Regions from separate parts of the Homo sapiens genome. Here region 2 is linked to region 1. A link is a contact called in ENCODE Hi-C or POLR2A ChIA-PET data. All regions are on one chromosome and are shown on one strand. Each heading gives the region's core, a stretch centred on a gene start or an enhancer-like site at or near the end of the contact. The rest is flanking DNA. Distances are from core to core; before and after follow the strand shown. Region 1 has its middle 8.4 kb from the start of TEX48. Region 2 has its middle 47 kb from the start of TNFSF15.

The links. Hi-C counts contacts between places; a loop is a spot of excess contacts on that map. ChIA-PET counts read pairs that join two places held with the same protein, here RNA polymerase II (POLR2A). Pooled maps may share reads with other maps.
Region 2: a loop to region 1 is called in a map of chondrocyte, with 2.2 times the contacts of the local background. The contact joins two enhancer-like sites. A Hi-C loop is called at or near these places in 2 of 168 maps with a recorded cell type or tissue (PC-3 and chondrocyte) and 8 of 50 pooled maps. POLR2A ChIA-PET finds 5 or more read pairs at or near these places in 1 of 52 experiments (T-cell).

The regions. Positions count from the first base shown.
Region 1 is chr9:114,687,422-114,693,750 of GRCh38, forward strand. No RefSeq gene overlaps it. Among named protein-coding and RNA genes, the nearest start is that of TEX48, 8.4 kb to the left of the region's middle. RefSeq lists an enhancer at 3,151-4,350 and a silencer at 3,824-3,873. Within about 2 kb of position 3,735, at least 5 of the 41 ENCODE cell types and tissues checked have a DNase peak (open chromatin) inside an H3K27ac peak, as active enhancers do.
Region 2 is chr9:114,849,899-114,856,227 of GRCh38, forward strand. No RefSeq gene overlaps it. Among named protein-coding and RNA genes, the nearest start is that of TNFSF15, 47 kb to the left of the region's middle. Within about 2 kb of position 2,398, at least 2 of the 41 ENCODE cell types and tissues checked have a DNase peak (open chromatin) inside an H3K27ac peak, as active enhancers do.

The DNA.
Region 1 (6,329 bases), core at 2,485-4,984:
TGGATTGCAAATATGTCTTGCATTTTGTGGGTTATCTTTTCATTTGCTTAATAGTTATAGTGTCCTTTGAAGCAAAAAATTTTAAATTTTGATGTTAGATTTATCTTTTTTTTTTCTTTTGATGCTTGTGCTTTTGGTGTTACATCTAACAAACCAATTGTCGAACCCAAGGTCATAAAGATTTATTTACTCCTGTCTTCTTTTTTTTGAGATGGAGTCTCACTTTATTGCCCAGGCTGGAGTGCAGTGGCGCGATCTTGGCTCACTGCAACCTCCACCTTCTGGGTTCAAGCGATTCTTCCACCTTAGCCTCCCAAGTAGCTGGGATTACAGGGGCACACCACCATGCCTGGCTAATTTTGTGTATTTTTATTAGACACAAGGTTTCACCATGTTGGTCAGGCTCTTCTTGAACTCCCGACCTCAAGTTATCTACCTGCCTTGGCCTCCCAAAGTGCTGGGATTACAGGCGTGAGCCACCACACCTGGCCTAATTTACTCCTATGTCTTATTCTAAGAGTTGTATAGCTTTAGCTCTTACACGTAGGTGGATCATCCATTTAATTTTTGTATATGGTGTGAGGTGGGGTCCAACTTCATTGTTTTGCATGGAGCTAACTAGTTGTCCCAGCACCATTTGTTGAGAAGACAATTCTTTCCCCCATTACATGGTCATTGTACTCTTGTTGAAAATCAACTGATCATAAAGGTAAGAATTTAAATTTAGTTCTGAGCATGTTGCATTTGGCTCTAAAGGATACTCAAATGGAGGTTTCCAGAAAGATCAAAGGAGATATTGAGTGTGATAGATTGAACTGTTGTCCCCAATTCTTTATCCCTGCCTATGGTTATACCTTTGCCATGGCCTCATTGTGGACAGTATGTGTTTCCATGCTTTTGATTTTGGATTTGACTAAGTAACTTGCTTTGGCCAATGGCTTGTGGGCAGAAGAATAGTATTAGGGTTCTGAGCTTATGCCTTAAAGTTCCCCTATGCTGCCAATTATGATCTTGCTCTTCTGCCAGTGTCAAGAAAAAGTATGCCCCCCCTAACCTATTAGTCCCTGGAGGACAACGAGAAACATAGATCAGTCATTCCAGGCAAGCACCCAGCTAGGCCCAGCATTGACCCGCATGCTACTCACAGATAAGAAAGTGATGAAAACTGGGTGTTGTCACTGAATTTTTGGGTGGTTTGTTACACAGAGTGGATAAGTGAGATACAGGGCACAAGATCTCTTTATATCTACGAAGTACTGTCCATATGAGAGGGAGGACAGATCACTCACTCCCCTTTCTTCTTTTTTAAAAAACTTTTAGGTTCAGGGGTACGTGTGCAGGTTTGTTATACAGGTAAACTCACACCTTGGGGGTTTGGTGGACAGATTATTTCATCACCCAGGTGCTAAGCATAATACCTGATAGGTATTTTTTCTGATCCTCTCCTTCTCCCCACCCTCCACTCAAGTAGGCCCCAGTGTCTATTGTTCCCTTCTTTATGTCCATGTACACTCATTATTTAGCTCCCACTTATAAGTGAGAGCATGCAGTATTTGGTTTTCTGTTGCTGCATTCATTTGTTAAGGATAATGATCTCCAGCTCCATCCATATTCCTGCGAAGGACACGATCACATTCTTTTTTATGGTTGCATAGTATTTCATCATGCATATGTATCACATTTTCTTTATCCAGGCTACCACTGATGGACATTTAGGTTGATTCATGTTTTTGCTATTGCAAATAGTGCTTCAATGAACATAGATGTGCATGTGTCTTTATGATAGAATGATTTATGTTCCTTTGGGTATATACCCAGTGATGGGATTGCTGGGTTGAATGGTAGTTCTGTTTTTAGTTCTTTGAGGAATCACCACACTTTTCCATGATGGTTGAACGAATTTATTTCATTCCACCTTTGTTTTTGAACAAGAGCTCTAATCAATCAGAGATCTTGGGACATTTCCTAGGTGAAGACATTAGTGAAATATTTTCCTGCAGTGTGGGGCCCAGTCCCCTGATGAGAAGTGGGGAAATTTAAGGCCAAACATGGACATGACATTCTATAGCACTGGTTCACATCATGAAGGAATGACTCCCTTTTTAGTCCTTTCAATTACCTAAATTTAGCTGGATGCTACCCCCTCAGTAATGCCTCCAAACAGTTGCTGACCTCCCTCACAATAAAAAGAGAACAGCAGGCAGGCTCTGAGTCTTTGGCAGGTGATGGCATCAGGCTAGAAGTTAAGCTCATTGTTTTGTTTTTGTTATGTTTATTTTTGTGTTGATCTTTTCTATTTATGGTAGTGGTATGTACCTTTGTTTTAATGTAAAAGAATAATATGGTTTAAAGAAAAATATTAAGGAAATAAGAGTAGAGGTAATAGAGTCACAGTGATATGTGAATAAATGGGGTTTAGAAAACCTCTTTTGAGATACATCCTTGTGTTAGGGTTCTCCAAAAAACGGAACCACTAGGATCCTGCTTTCCTCTCTCTTTCTCTCTCTCTCCGTGTCTCTCTTGGTGTCTCTCTCTCGGTGTCTCTCTCTCGGTGTCTCTCTCTCTCTCGGTGTCTCTCTCTCTCTGTCTCTCTCTTTCAGTGTCTCTGTCTGTCTGTGTCTCTGTCTCTCTGTCTGTCTGTCTCTCTGTCTCTGTCTCTCTGTTTCTCTGTCTCTCTGTCTCTCTCTGTTTCTCTTTCTCTCTGTCTGTCTCTCTCTGTCTCTCTCCGTCTCTCTCTGTCTCTCTCCGTCTCTCTCCCTCCCTCTCCCTCCCCCTCCCTCCCCTCCCTCCCTCTTTCAGTCTCTCTCTCTCGACCTCTCTCTCTTTCTGTCTCCATCTATATGTATGTCTTATCATCTACAAGCTGGAAAGCCAATGGTGTACAATCCCGCGTTGAGTCCGAAGGCCTGAGGACTGTAAGTGCTGAGGGCAGGTGAAGGTGGATGTCCAAGTTAAGGCAGTCAGGCAGGGAGAAGTTGACTCCTCCCTTCCTCTGCCTTTTTGTTCTGTTCAGGCCTCCAACAGATTGGATGCTGCCCACCCCCATTGAGGAGGGCAAACCAGTTTACTTAGTCCACTGATTCAAAGGCTGATCTGTTCCAGACATACCCAGAAATAATGTTTAACCAGATAGCTGAACATTTCATGATCCTGTCAAGTTGACTTATACAATTAACTATCACAGCCATTGTATCCATGACCTATATACTAAAAGTTATGGGATGGTTTTTTGTTTCCCTCCTAAGAAGCTGTGGGAGGGCATCATTGTGGATGTAAACTCGTCACTTGTCCATGGTTTCTGAGCTGGAAATTTGGTTTATTCTTTCAAACTACTTCAGATTCTTGATTTCCAAGAATCCTAGCACCTAAGCTCTCTTCAAAGCCCCAAGGTGATTGTCACAAACAAAACCCTTCTGTGGCTCATACATAATTGATACTTATAAACCTTTTGGAAAAAAAATCATCCTCTGTAATGTAATTTCCCATTCTAAAAATAGGCTTGACTTTTGGATTTCTGCTTAATAAAAATATATTTTTCGATTACACTGGAGACAGAGAAAAAAATTTCCAGTATCAGTTTGAGGCTTGTGAGAAAATGGAGAGAAGACAAGTTTCACTGCTCTTGTTGAAGGCTTTGTATTAAAATTTTGCCACAGTGGCTGAGTTCTGAGTGTGGTGGGGCTGGGGAGGAAGGAAGAGTGAACACTGTCACCAGTCATTTAAGATGTCATTTATTACTCAGATCTGACCCCAAATGCGAAGGCTGCAGCAGGGAGATGAAGCTGGCATCGCTGTACACGTTTGTGGTTAAGGAGCGCATCTCTGAAATTCTATGGTTTCTCTGAGTAATCACTGAATCATCTCTTTATTACAGTGAAACTTCACAGTGCCATTATTTGCTGTGGAGCGAAGCTAGAGAGCATCACTCTGAGGCTTCTTGGGCAGCATTGGAAAGGGCTTAGGTTCCGAAGAGGTGGTGCCCGTCCCTTTCTAAGGCTCTCTCCCCCAATAGATGGCCCAAGGAACAGTGTTACAGTGCAGGTCATCTCTCAGGAGCACTTGGTGGGCATTCCTCTTGGTGCTGTGTTTTGTGCTTCCCTTTTGGAAGAGAAGGAGGAAGGAGCCGCCGCAGTGTAGGGCAGCATGTGATTCAGAGTCAATATGGCTTCCCTTTCCTTCCACACATGCTTTCTTGTCACCAAGTCATCTGGAATGTCCATGGCCAAACATACTACCCACCCCTAGTTGGATTCAGACTTCTGCCTTTCCCATGCAGGGCAAATCACTTTCCTTCTCTGAGTCTCATTTGCTCATCTTTAAAATGACACCCACAATTCCCACCTTGCTCAGGGCAAAAAGAGCTGGCATGTATGAAGTTACATTTTGAACTGCATGGTGTGCTGTATCTTGGAAAGACTTCTGTGCCTTCCCCGATGACACACTGTGCTGTCTTTCGGTAGCCACCCACCTCTCTATGCTTTTGTGCTCATGAAGCTCAAAAGCTTCTTCATGATGATTCTATACTGAGCCTTATAACTGATTTCAAGACAGTGTGCTAATTTTCAGAGATATGGAAGAAATTTTTTTTTTCTTTTGTTTGTTTTGAGACAGGGTATTGCTCAGTTGCCTAGGCTGAAGTGCAGTGGCACTATTATGGCTCACTGCAGTCTCTTCTTCCCTGGCTCAAGTGGTCCTCCCACCTCAGCCTCCTGGGTAGCTGGAACTAAAGGCATGCACCAGCACACTGGGCTAATTTTTTCTATTTTTTGTAGAGGTGGAGTCTCACTATGGTGCCTAGGCTGGTCTCTAACTCTGGGACTCAAGCAATTCTCCCACCTCAGCCTCCCAAAGTGCTGGGATTATAGGCTTGAGCTGCTGCGCTTGGCCAGAGGAGATTATTTCTTAAGATTGTTCTGATGAAACCCTAAAAAGTGAAATCAACATTCTCAGAAACCAATAAAATAAGACAAATCTTCTGGCTTTGGCAGGGATGTGGGAAACTTACAGGAAAAATTATGGGTTTGCCAATGAAAATCATCTAGACACTGTGGGTTAAGGAATCTGTGGGACCACCTTGCCCAAATATATGCAGGAATCATTTTATTGATTGATTGATTGATTGATTTTTGAGCCTGAGTCTCCTGTCGCCCAGACTGAAGCTCAGTGATGTTATCTTGGCTCACTGCAACCTCCACCCTTGGGGTTCAAGTGATTCTACTGCCTCAGCCTCCTGAGTAGCTGGGATTACAGGTGCCTGCCACCACGTCTGGCTACTTTTTGTATTTTTAGTAGAGACAGGGTTTCACCATGTTGTTCAGGCTGGTCTCAAACTCCTGACCTCAAGAGATCCGCCCGTTCGGCCTCCCAAACTGCTGGGATTACAGGCGTTAGCCACTGTGCCTGACTGGCAGAAATCATTTTAAGGAAAGTAAGCATAATAGTAACATTTGTGACATTAACTATGTGTAAGACACTGTGCCAAGTGCTTTGCTGTGGAGACAACTATCTAAGATGAAATCCCAGCTCACCGTATGTTAGCTGTGTGACCTTAGATGACTTATGTGGCTTCTCTGAGCTTCAGTGTCCATGCCTGTAAGTGGCATGGTAATGCCTAATGGCTTTTTGAGGATGCATTGAAACATTGAACTCAAAGTTTTAAGCACAGAGTAAACACTCAATACCTAATGTTGCTGTTTTGTTGTTATAATTCATGCATTTCTTACAAAATTCAGGACAGTCGTGAATTTTGTGGCAGATAGAGCATTCTGAGGGCCCTGGGCTTCAGTGCTATTTTGAATTTTTTTTTTCCTCAAGGGGAGAGATAAGTACACTTGAGGTTTAGAGTAAAAGTAAGAGGATTCTTGAGTTGTAAATTACGTAAGTCTGATTTATCAAATATAAAGTGGGAAGTTTCTTTCATTGCAGAACTATAAAGATTTATAGGACTTTTAGAAAGCTGTAATTACACTCTGAGTAAAGGTTTCTTTCCTCTTTATAAAGTACACATATGGGCTATGTAATTTGATGATGGTAAATTAAAATGTAGTTTTCTCTATTCCTACTCCAAACAGGACCATATAAATGTTGCCTGGCTGGATTTTGACTATCAGACCACTCCCTTTCCATATCTTTTTGGGTCTCTGCTTCCTTAGATGGAGTCCCAGGCAGGAGTTGAGCAACATAATTGGATCTTTGTTCTCTGACCTCTACTGGGTGCTTGAGGGTTATAGCTAGAGGCCTTAATGGACTAGATGCCTGCACCAGACAGCTGCTTCTATGTAACTTGAAAAGCAGCAAGAGCGAGCCCAGGCAGATCTTTTTCCAACACA
Region 2 (6,329 bases), core at 1,148-3,647, 160 kb after region 1:
AGGGTAATGAAATTTTTAAGTATGTGTATGTCATTTTGAAAGTGTACTGCTTTATGGTAAAAGTGTTTTAATTTGCTCATTGTTTTCATCATCTGTGATCATGTTGTCTTTCAATACAGGCATAAACCTTCTGCTCTTGAACAAAGCAGCTGCTTTTTAAAAGTAGTAATTGCTGCTTTACTTTTTATTTCTTTTGTAAATGAAACTTTTCTTTAAGAATGTGACTTTAAAGTGTTGTCTATTGCATAAAACAGTTGACACTCCTTGTAAAGTGAAGATTGTTCTACTGCATGTGAAGTGGGCCATGCAGATTTCTGTATGTTCTCAGTATGTACCACTAGATAATAAAGTCTTTTGTAAACAAAGAAAAAAAAAAGAAGGGAACAATAGACACAGGGACCTACTTGAGGAGGGACACTACCTATTGGGTACCATGTGCACTACGTGGGTGATGAAATCATTTGTATACCAAACCCCAGTGGCACACAATTTACCCATAATACATCTGTACATGTAGCCCCTGAACCTAAAATAAAAGTTGAGAAAATAAAAAAAAAAGGGTTGGGTGGGGACCAACAAATAAATTTATGCTTATATTTACATTAAAGAAACACTGGACAGACGCTACAGGAAGTTATATAAGTTTTTACCAATATGAGGCTTTGGGAAAGGAATGGAGTAGGTAAGAATAGAGGTAGGAATGACCTATCTGAATATAGACCTTTTAAATTAAATAAATAAAAGTCACTTTTAAAAAAGAAAGTATCTAATGTGATAGTTCCTTACAAATAAATGACTCATTTTCATAATGTTTGGATATACTACCAGAGCCTTGACTTTCAGTAAAATCTTTTCTCCTCTTAACTAATGCTTCCCCTCCTCAACCCCAAGTTACTTCTTACCTTTGGAAAAATGATATTATGTACCCCAATGCGGTTTGTTCTCAAAAACACTTATGGCAAGGATTTGTTTTTATTCTTCCAGGATTCTTCATTTCTTGTCATAGAAGCATGGGATCTCTGGTTACAATGAAAATATCAACCAAAGCCTAGTCAAGACTTTGGAACACATAATTATTTCCACATTTGAGTGGCACAGACAAGAAGGAAGTAGGCAGGGTAAGTATTCATTTATTCAAAAAATAGTTACTGAGTACTTATTATGTGCTTGGCTCTGAGGCAAGAGGCATTTGCTCCCCTGAAGAAGTTTAATTGTGACGTGGAAACAATGACAAAACAGTGTGAAGAGTATGATTCGCAGGAAGCATTGTGTCTTGCAGGGCTGAGGAGCAGAGGCACCTCCCTCTTGAGGGGGTGGGCTGTGGGAATGGTTCAGACCAGGATTCTCAGAGTTGTTGACTTCTATGCTACCTGAAGGATGAGTGGGATTAGAGGAAAGAGGTGTTTATGTGCATGCATGTGAACAAGCATGTATATATGTGTGTACATGTGAATGAAGACCATTTTAAGTGGAAGGGGAACCATGTCCAAAAAGCCTAGAGATAAGCATGGTTGTGTTACATTCAGAGAAGGACAAGGGGATCCCTGTGTTGAATGTAATGTGATCTGAAGCCTTCGAGGTCTAGGAGGGTTTCCTGGGGGAAGTTACAGTTGAGCTGATGGGTAAGAGATTGTGGAGACCGCCAGCTAATCAAGGGGAAGAAGGGCAGGGCTCTCTGAGTGAGAACCATATCTTGAACAAAGGCGCAGAGGAAGTGGATGCCTGGTCCCTTCAGGAAAATACAAATTGCTCAGTCAGACCAGAAAACAGATTGGAATGGAGGAGGAGAGGGGAGGCAGCAGAGGTGGGGAGGCGATAACTATCCTAGCTCTGCCACTCACTAGCCTTGAATAAACTGGGGTTAACATTTCCCAGCCTCAGGTTTTTTTAAATCTTAAAGTGGGGACAATAATAATAGACCTTGATGCATGCATTGTTTTGAGGATTAAGTGAGATAAACTTGTAGACCACCCAGCACCGTGCTTGGTATATAGTAAGAGCTGAGTAAAGGGTAGATTTGATTATCACTCATCACTTTTGAATTGTTAATGTGCTGGTTAGTAACCTAACCACTGTTTGCAGCTGGAGGTTTTGGAAATTCTTCTCTGAATTTTCCCAGAGTCCTTACTGGAGAGATCCTTGGCTGGACACAGTGCCTGGCACATCATTGACAGTCAAAGGATAGATGCAGAAGGGCAAGGGAGGTTATTCTTTGGGTTCTGACCACAGGGATGAACCTCAAAAGAAATAGACGGGAAGGCTCTGCAGATGTTTGGTCCTTATTGGGAGATGCTTCTCCCTCTTGATTGAGAAATTTCAGACATTTCTTCTTGCAGCCCGCTTTCATTTCTTGTTCCAATTTTAATCTCCCCCCTCCCCCCGACCTTCTCCCCACTCAAAGTAAAAATGTGTATGTTGTGTAAGGAAGGAGGGTAAGGAAGGAGTGTTGTGCAACAGTTCTTCATTCAACGCAGTACTGCTCTGCCAAAAATTCTATTTGTGGTATTTATCTTTTCAGCTGAGTGGCTGACACTGGGGTGTGTACAATGTTTAACAAGAGAGAAAGTTTTATGCCTTTAACCTTTACAAGAAAGAAGGAACCCCCAGGGGCAACTGGCCCATCCAGTTTCTACTGAAGTTCAGACCTCTTAGGGTTCCTTGGCTCTTTTCTGAAAGTCATTGTGGCCATCAGCTCAGGGCAGAGGGGCCAGTCTACTATATTTACAACTATCAGGCTGGGTGCGGTGGCTCACGCCTGTAATCCCAGCACTTTGGGAGACCGAGGCAGGCAGATCACCAGGTCAGGAGGTCGAGACCAACCTGGCTAACGCGGTGAAACCCCGTCTCTACTAAAAATACAAAAAATTAGCTGGGCGTGGTGGCAGACGCCTGTAGTCCCAGCTACTTGGGAGGCTGAGGCAGGAGAATGGCATGAACCCAGGAGGCGGAGCTTGCAGTGAGCCGAGATTGTGCCACTGCACTCCAGCCTGGGCAACGAGTGAGACTCTGTCTCAAAAACAAAAAACAAAAAACAAAACAAACAAAAAAACCAAAAAGAACTATCAGGGTCACCCTATCATCAAACATGAATGGGGTGGCAAGAATGCTGCATGGCTTCCTTACTTCTTTTTACAAATTAAGAAAAATGCCAAACCAAATCTTGACCAAACCAGCTTTCTTTAGCTATTCCCTTAAAGTCACCCCACGTCCTGGCCATGTCAATTAACATGTGCCTGTACTTTCATGTCTTCTTGCTTTTGCCCAAGCTGGGCCCTCTGCCTGGACTGCCCTCTGCTACTTGCTCTTCTCCACCAGGCTGACTCCTACACTGGCTGCTCCTTGTAATAGGCTCAGGCTGGCCTCTTCTCTGTGATCTTCCCCATATGTTCACCTTTTCCCTCGCAGCAGATGACTTTCTTCGATTCTTCCTCTATTGTCCTGAGTTCTCAGATTAGCATTAACCTGGGAGCTCACTGGGACAGAAATCCCACTGGACTTGTGTCTGTAATCCAGTCACTATGGTTGTGTAGAGATTGGAAGAATAAATAAATGAATTAGTGAATAAAATAACTGAGAGTAGGCTGAGAAGACCCACTAGAATAATTTTTTTTTTTAGTTTCTTAGAACACTTTAGAGAAAATTTTCTTGATAGATTTTCAATCTTCATAATAGGGTAATAAAAATTGCATTAAAAAGTTTATTGTTTAAACAGTCATGTCACAAGTAATGAATGTAATGAATGTTTATTGTAGATACTTTAGAATTTACAGATAAGTAAGGAGCAAAGTACAGTCTCCTGTAGTTTTGCACCTAGAGACAACCTACACTGAATGTTTTGACATATATGCTTACATTTCATCAAACAAATATGAACATATGCAATTTCAAATACTGTATAAACTATTTTATAACCCCCCTTAATCACCTATTATATCATGAAAATCTTTCCTGTCATTAAATGTTTTTGTTTTCATAGCTGCATGATATTCAACTAAAGACATAATTTATTTAATGATTTCCCTGGATATAGGGTTTTTAGATGGCTTCCAATTTTTTTCTTTTTGTTGTTATGAGTAATGCCATAAGGAGCATCTTTGCAGCTAATATTTGTGCAAATTTATGTTTTTCTTCTCCTTTTTTGGAGAAGAAATAAAATAGTGAGGTCAAAGGACATACATATAATTTTCACGACTTTTGACACAAGCGGCCTCCTTGCCATTAAGGAAACTATACCATTTACACTCCCATTGAAGTGACTCCTTGTCGACACCTGGCATTGCCATTATTTTTAATATTTGGCAATTATTAGATGAGTAGAAACTGGTATCTAATTTTAAGATGCAGTTCTTTAATGATTGATGACATTGAACATCCTGTTTGCTGTTTGATCATTTGCTTTTCTTCTTTTGTGAATTACCTATTAATTATCTTCGTTCATGTTCCAATTGGTGGGTTATTTTTTTTTCTAGTAGCAATGATAATACTAATACTGGGGCTCACTGTTTGCTAAATTCTGTCATCTTATGCTTATAGTAACTGTGTGAAAAAGTAGGAGGTCTTACTTCCTCCTGACACCATGTATGTGGTATCTTTTCCAACACCACTTCTACTCTCTGACACCACCTGGGAGTCTTGTAATTCTATTCAATTCTGACACTAACTACCTGAAGTTAGTGTCAGACTCTAAGGTTTAAGGGCTCAGTCCCATAAGACTGCCTCCATTTTAGATGGCAGTTGCAAGTACTGGGTCATCTGTACTTCTGACCAATGGCTACAAACTGGGGTTCCCATGACCCCTCTCCTCAGGTTTGATTATCTGCTAGAATGACTCACAGAACTCAGGAAAGCACTTCATTATTTTTAAACTTTTTTTTTTTTTTGCTCTCCTGTACTTTTGTAATAGTGTATCGTAGCTTTTTTCTTTCTTCTCTATTCCCCCTAAGAAAACACATTATTTACTGTTACTGGTTTATTTAATTTTAATTTTTTTTTTTTTTTTTTGAGACAGGGTCTCACTTTGTCACCCAGGCTGGAGTGCAGTGACGTAATCATGGCTCACTGCAGCCTCAACCTCCTGGGCTCAAGGAGGATCAAGTGATCCTCCCATTTCAGCTCCCCAGGTAGCTGGGACTATCGGTGCATACCACTATGCCCAGCTAATTTTTTGTAGAGATGGGGCTTTGCCATGTTGTCCAGGCTGGTGTCCAACTCCTGAGCTCAAGCGATCCACCTGCCTTGGCCTCCCAAAGTGCTAGGATTAGAGGGATGAGCCACCGTGCCCAGCCTGTTACTGGTTTATTTTAAAGGATACAAATCAACAGGCAAACCTTTATAGAATGAGGTCTGGAAGGGTCCAGATGGCAGGAGCCTCTGCCCATGTGAGTTGCGGGGTGCCACTTCCCTGAAATGTGGATGTGTTCACCAATTCGGAAGCTCTCAGAACCCCACTGTTTAGGAGTTTTTATGGAGGTTTTTATTATGTAGGCATGATTGATTAAATCATTACGCATTGGCAGTTGATTCCATCTCCAGCTCCTCTCCCCTCCCTGGAGGTTGGGTTGAAAATTCCAAGCTTTTAATCAAGGATGGGTCTCCCTGGTGAACATCCCCCATCCTGAAGCTATCTAGGAGCCCACCAAGGGTCACCTTATAGAACAGAAACTGCTCCTACCACCTTCATCACTAAGGAAATTCCCAGGATTCTAAGGATCTCTGTGCCAGGAAATGAGACAAAGACCAGTTATTTTTCTTATACCATAGAGGGCATTTTCCTCATTTTGCAGAGAAGGAAGAAGGCAAGGAAAGAACGTGGCCCAAGTCATACAGTTGGCAAGAAGGAGCACTGGGGCTGACTCGATTTGTCTGTCTGCCAAGACCATTTCTGAACACAAGGTTACATGGCATTATTAATATTTATTAGCTCCTCACATATTAAATGTAGTAACCTATGTCTATGAAAGATGTTGCATTTTCCTTTTTACTCTATTATTTGTCCTTTATTGTTTTGACTATGGAAGTTTACATTTTTTACATGATTATTTCATTTGAAAATAATTTCAAATTTTAAAAACTATGGATTTGAAATCCATAGGCACAAAAGCAGTACAAAAAGGCACATAATGACAAGTTGATCACCTCCTCACTTCTGACCCCTAGTCTTCAGTTTTTCACTCCAGAAGTTTAATTTTTTTTTATAGCTGAATCCATTCATTATTTTTCCTGTGTGGCTTCTACCTTTAGTGCCATATTTAGAAGTTATAGCACTACTATAAGGTGCTATGAATATTCATTTATATGTTTCTTACTGCTTTTGTGGCTTATTTTTTAAC